Regions from separate parts of the Homo sapiens genome. Here region 2 is linked to region 1. The links are chromatin loops, found by intact Hi-C in ENCODE. Cell type or tissue: dorsolateral prefrontal cortex. All regions are shown on one strand. Links, peaks and the distances in the headings refer to the core of each region. The heading gives the core; the rest is flanking DNA.

What was found. Peaks named below come from ENCODE experiments on the same cell type or tissue, not always from the same donor. Only the 100,000 strongest peaks of a DNase experiment are listed, where the experiment ranks them.
Region 2: it touches region 1 in a loop (4-fold over the local background); 20 of 110 quality-filtered maps call a loop at or near these places.

Annotation. Positions count from the first base shown.
Region 1 is chr6:53,634,224-53,637,142 of GRCh38, reverse strand. No RefSeq gene overlaps it. Among named protein-coding and RNA genes, the nearest start is that of LINC01564, 7.3 kb to the right of the region's middle. In dorsolateral prefrontal cortex, for the core only: no CTCF peak of the experiment used is centred there; a DNase peak (open chromatin) is centred at 1,622; H3K4me3 peaks cover 792 bases; H3K27ac peaks cover 2,500 bases.
Region 2 is chr6:53,551,268-53,554,186 of GRCh38, reverse strand. No RefSeq gene overlaps it. Among named protein-coding and RNA genes, the nearest start is that of GCLC, 7.6 kb to the right of the region's middle. In dorsolateral prefrontal cortex, for the core only: no CTCF peak of the experiment used is centred there; no DNase peak of the experiment used is centred there.

The DNA.
Region 1 (2,919 bases), core at 175-2,674:
GAACTCATAGAAGTAGAGAGAAGAATGGTGACTACCGGGGCTGGGGACTTGGTGGTGGCAGGGGAGTGGGATTTGTGGAAATGTTGGCCAAAACATACAAAATTTCATTGAAGGGATACAGTCAAGAAATCTATTGTACAACATGGTGACTACAGATAATAATAATGTATTGTTTACGCTTGAAAATCACTGAGAGTAGATTGTGTGTTCTTATCTCAAAAAAATGATAAATACATGAGGTAATGCATATGTTAATTAGCTTGATTTAATCATTCCACAACGTACACATATTTCAAAACATGTTTTTAAAATATATACAATAATATGTAATTTTTATCAATTTTTTAATGTTTAAAAATTAAAAAGATAATCATGTAAAGTACACTTGATGGCACATGGAAATATCTAATAAATATTAGCTATCAAATTTTCTTCTATTCCTATGCAGATTTTTCTTCCTGTACTTGGTAGCCAGTTCTCTAAGATCAGGAATTGGTTGCATTGCCCCTCTTATCTCCTGCATAAAAGTACATCTCACTTCTGCCATTATGAGCTCTGCAAGCTTGGCCTACCATTTAGTTTAAGTCTCAGTTTCACATCCATAAAATGGAGATAATATGAAAATTAAAGGCAATAATTTATACTAAAGCATATGGAACAGTGCTGACGAGATAGTAAGTAAGCAATGTATTTTAGCCATACTTGGTGCTTAAGAGTCTGTACTTAAAGTTATATTAAAGGATTAAGGCTCTGACATCACAGTGCTCAATGATCATGATATATAAACATCTATATCATGATCACATCATGAATCCCCTAGAGCGGGGATCCAGAGGCTGTCTGATTCGGTGCTTTTCCTGCAAGGATGATCCTGCCATCTTGGGCAAATACATAGATGCAAATTTTGCATTAGCCGAAAAGGACATAAAAAAACACCAGTTTTGGTGAGGAAAACATTACAACGTATGAGAGTTTATTTCCCAGGTAAAAAGCCAACAGGGTAACTATTAAAGACAAGATTTTGCAGCCAGAGCAGCAGGGCTCATATCTTGGCCCTCACCAGTCTTGTGATCTTGGCAAGTTTTACTTATCACATTAACTCGGGTTCCTTAGCTCTAAAGTGAGGATACCTATAGTATCTGCCTCATAGATTTGTTGTCAAAATGAAAGGAGTTATCCTTTAGCAAGCACCCAAAGGAGTGTTTGGTGCATAGGAATCACTCAATAAATGTTAGCTATTATAATTCTTCCGCCTGTGAAATTCCCTGCCTTTGGCTCTACAGTAGGCCCACTGGAACAGTCCAACACTGAAGAATGGTTTTTGCAGTGCCTGTGTGTGCTTCTGCTATACCAGGGACATGGTGCTCTTTACACCCATGTTGTCAAGTATAGATCAAATTAGGGGAGAACGCTCTAAAAGAAAACAAAGATGTCAGAGAATTGCCCCTTTGACAGGCACAGACTAAGACAATGGGAGTTCCATGAACATGAGCCATATATTCAGAAGAGTTTAGACAGAACAGTGCTTTGTTGTATTTCATGAGCTCATAGTACCCAAAGAAGCTAGTACAGTAGAACAACAGCTGATGTATCAGGTTTTTCGGTCATGTTATCAGTTACTGACAGCTTGCCAAACTGCCCCGGGCATTGACTCTGAATTCACATAACTAGAAGAGGAAAAGTATTAAAATGATCATTCTCCATTTGACTTTAAAACTCCCAGATTATCCAAATAAAAGATAAATCAAAGTGAAACCAAAGGGTAGCCTGTGTGTGGTATGGATTCCTGATGACAGTCAGGATCATTAACTTTGTTTCATTACTGAGATATCTAAGTAGTAAGGAGCAGGACATTTCATAAAAATGGCCTGAGGGGAACACGCTACAGAATGTCTTTGAGTTATTTCACTTCAGCCCCTGGGTGGTATGTTAGTTGGGTCTTTCATAAAAAGTTACCACAAAGTAGGTGGCTTGAAACAACAGAAATTTATTATTTCACAGTTCTGAAAGCTGGAAGTTTGATATCATCAAGGTTGGTCTCTTCTGGAGAGCTGTGAGGGAGAGTTGGTTCCCTGCCTCTATCTTAGCTTCTGCCAGTTACCAGCCATCTTTGGTGATCCTTAGCTTAGAGAGACAGTACTCCAATCTTTGCCTCTGTTGTCACATGGTCATCTTCTCCTTATTTGTCTCTGTGTCTTCACATGGCATTCTCCTCTGTGTATACATCTGTGTTTAAATTTCTCTTTTTTTATAAGGTTGGTAATTGTGGTGGCTGGGTGCAGTGGCTCAAGCCTGTAATCCCAGCACTTTGGGATGCTGAAGCGGGCAGATTACCTGAGGCCAGAAGCTCAAGACCAGCCTGGCCAACATGGTATAGAACTCCATCTCTACCAAAAAATAAATATATATATTAGCTGGGCGTGGTGGCATGTGTCTGTAGTCCCAGCTACTCGGGAGGCTGAGGCAAGAGAATCACTTGAACCTGGGAGGCAGAGGTTGCAGTGAGCTGAGATCGCACCATTGCACTCCTGTCTGAGCAACAAAAGCGAAACTCCATCTCAAAAAAAAAGAAAAAAATAATTGTGGTAATGAAAGTAGTTAGTAAGTAAGTAACTGAAAGTAATGGCAAAAACCACAATGACTTTTGCACCAACCTGATATAAGAACACTGGTCACACTGGATTTGGGCCCAAACTAATGACCTCAATTTAACTTGATTCCATCTGCAAAGATCCAATTTCCAAATAAGGTGACATTTGCAGGTATCAAGGGTTAGGATTTCAACATATCTCTTTGGGGGACACGATTCCACCAATAGCAGGTGGCAAATTTGCTAATTGCTAAAGAGAATTTAGAGTTGATGAGGTTCTTCCCATTGGTCTGTACATCTTCATTCCTTAGATAAGGAAGGCAAACATG
Region 2 (2,919 bases), core at 301-2,800, 83 kb after region 1:
TGACACAACCCCAGGTGATCCTGAGAACATGTGCCCAAGGTGGTCGGGCTACATATAGTTTGGTATCATACATTTTAGGTGGATGTAAGACATCAGTACATGAAAGATGGTGGTTCAGTCCAGAAACATGCCCTGAAAATGTGAGACAACTTGGGAAACATGAGACAACTCGGGGTGAGGGGGCTGTATTAGTCCATTTTCACGCTGCTGATAAACATATACCTGAGACTGGGAAGAAAAAGAGATTTAATTGAACTTACAGTTTCACATGGCTAGGGAGGCCTCAGAATCATGGTGGGAGGTGAAAGGCACTTCTTACATGGTGGCAGCCAAAGAAAACGAGGAGGAAGCAAAAGCAGAAACCCCTGATAAACCCATCACATCTCATGAGACTTATTCACCATCACGAGAATAGCATGGGAAAGACCAGCCAGCATGATTCAATTACTTCCCCCTGGGTCCCTCCCAAAACAGGTGTGAATTTTGGAAGATACAATTCAAGTTGAGATTTGGGTGGGGACACAGCCAAAACATGTCATTCCACCCCTAGCCCCTCCAAATCTCATGTCCTCACATTTCAAAACTAATCATGCCTTCCCAACAGTCCCCCAAAGTCTTAACTCATTTCAGAATTAACCCAAAAGTCCACAGTCCAAAGTCTCATCTGAGACGAGGCAAGTCCCTTCTGCTTATGAGCCTGTAAAACCGAAAGCAAGCTAGTTACTTCCTAGATAAAATGGGGGTACAGGTATTGGGTAAATACAGCCATTCCAAATGGGAGAAATTAGCCAAAACAAAGGGGTTACAGGGCCCATGCAAGTCCGAAATCCAGTGGAGCAGTCAAATTTTAAAGTTCCAAAATGATATCCTTTGACTCCAGGTCTCACATTCAGGTCATGCTGATGGAAGAGGTGGGTTCCCATGGTCTTGGGCAGCTCTGCCCCGGTGGCTTTGCAGGGTACAGCCTCCCTCCCAGCTGTTTTCACAGGCTGGCATTGAGTGTCTGCGGCTTTTCCAGGTGCATGGTGCAAGCTGTCAGTGGATCTACCATCCTGGGATCTGGAGGACGGTGGCCCTCTTCTCACAGCTCCACTAGGCAGTGCTCCATTAGGGACTCTGTGTGGGGGCTCTAAACTCCACATTTCCCTTCTGCTCTGCCCTAGCAGAGGTATTCCATGAAGCCCCTGCCTGTGCAGCAAACTTTTGCCTGGGCATCCAGGCGTTTTCATACATCTGAAATCTAGGTGGAGGTTACCAAACCTCAATTCTTGATTTCTGTGCACCTATAGGCTCAACACCACATGGAAGCTGCCAAGGCTTGGGGCTTCCACCCTCTGAAGCCACAGCCTGAGCTGTATGTTGGCCCCTTTCAATCATGGCTGGAGTGACTGGGACACAGGGCACCAAGTCCCTGGGCTGCACACAGCACGGAGACCCTGGGCCTGGCCCACAAAACCACTTTTTTCTCCTGGGCCTCCAGGCCTATGGTGGAAGGGGCTGCCATGAAGGTCTCTGACATGGCCTGGAGACATTTTCCCCATGGTCTCGGGGATTAACATTAGGCTCCTTGCTACTTATGCAAATTTCTGACACCAGCTTGAATTTCTCCCCAGAAGATGGTTTTTTCTTTTCTATCACATAGTCAACCTGCAAATTTTCCAAACTTTTATGATCTGCTTCCCTTATAAAACTTTAACAGTACCCAAGTCACTTATTGAATGCTTTGCTGCTTAGAAATTTCTTCCACCAGGTATCCTAAATCATCTTTCTCAAGTTCAAAGTTCCACAAATCTCTAGGGCAGGGGCACGATGCCACCAGTCTCTTTGCTAAAACGTAACAAGAGTCACTTTTACTCCAGTTCCCAACAAGTTTCTCATCTCCATCTGAGACCACCTCAGCATGGACATTATTGTCAGCTGTCATTATTGTCAACATGTCAGCATGTTGGGCAAAGCCATTCAACAAGTCTCTAGGAAGCTCCAAACTTTCCCACATTTTCCTGTCTTCTTCTGAGCCCTCCAAACTGTTCCAACCTCTGCCTGTTACCCAGTTCCAATGTTGATTCTACCTTTTCAGGTATCTTTTCAGCAACACACCACTCTACTGGTACCAATTTACTGTATTAGTCCATCTTCACACTGCTGATAAAAACATAACTGAGACTGGAAAAAAAAAAGAGGTTTAACTGGACTTACAGTTCCACATGGCTGGGAGGGCCTTAGAATCACGGTGGGAGGTGAAAGGCACTTCTTACAGCGTGGTAGCAAGAGAAAATGAGGAAGAAGCAAAAGGGGAAACCTCTGATAAACCCATCAGATCTTGTGAGACTTATTCACTATCGTGAGAATAGCACAGGAAAGACCAGCCCCCATGATTCAACTACCTCCTCGTGGGTCCCTCTCAAAACAGGTGGGAATTCTGGGAGATACAATTCAAGTTGAGATTTGGGTGGGGACGCAGCCAAACCGTATCAGAGGGTCAGTTCCAGGTCCCCGCTAATATTTGAATAGGTGGATTCAAAGGTTTTCTGAATGGCAATTGGTTGAGTTTACCTAAGGACCTAGAATCGATAGAAGGGAGTGTCTGGGTTAACTAAGGAGTTGTGGAGACCAAGGTTCTTATTATACAGATGAAGCCTCCAGGTAGCAGGCTTCAAAGAGAATAGACTGTAAATGTTTGTTGGGAGACTTAAAAAGGTGCCAGACTCCGTTAATTCTCTTCTGGATCAGGAAAAAGACCTGGAAAGGGAAGGGGATTCTCTACAGGATGTAGATTTTCCCCACAAGAAACAGCTTTGCAGGGCCATTTCAAAATATGTCAAAGAACTGTATTTTAAGATAAAATACTTGATTTCTTCAGGGCCTATTATCCATCATGTTGGTATTTTATTGTTCCAAAGAACCTGTTTAGTCAGTCTT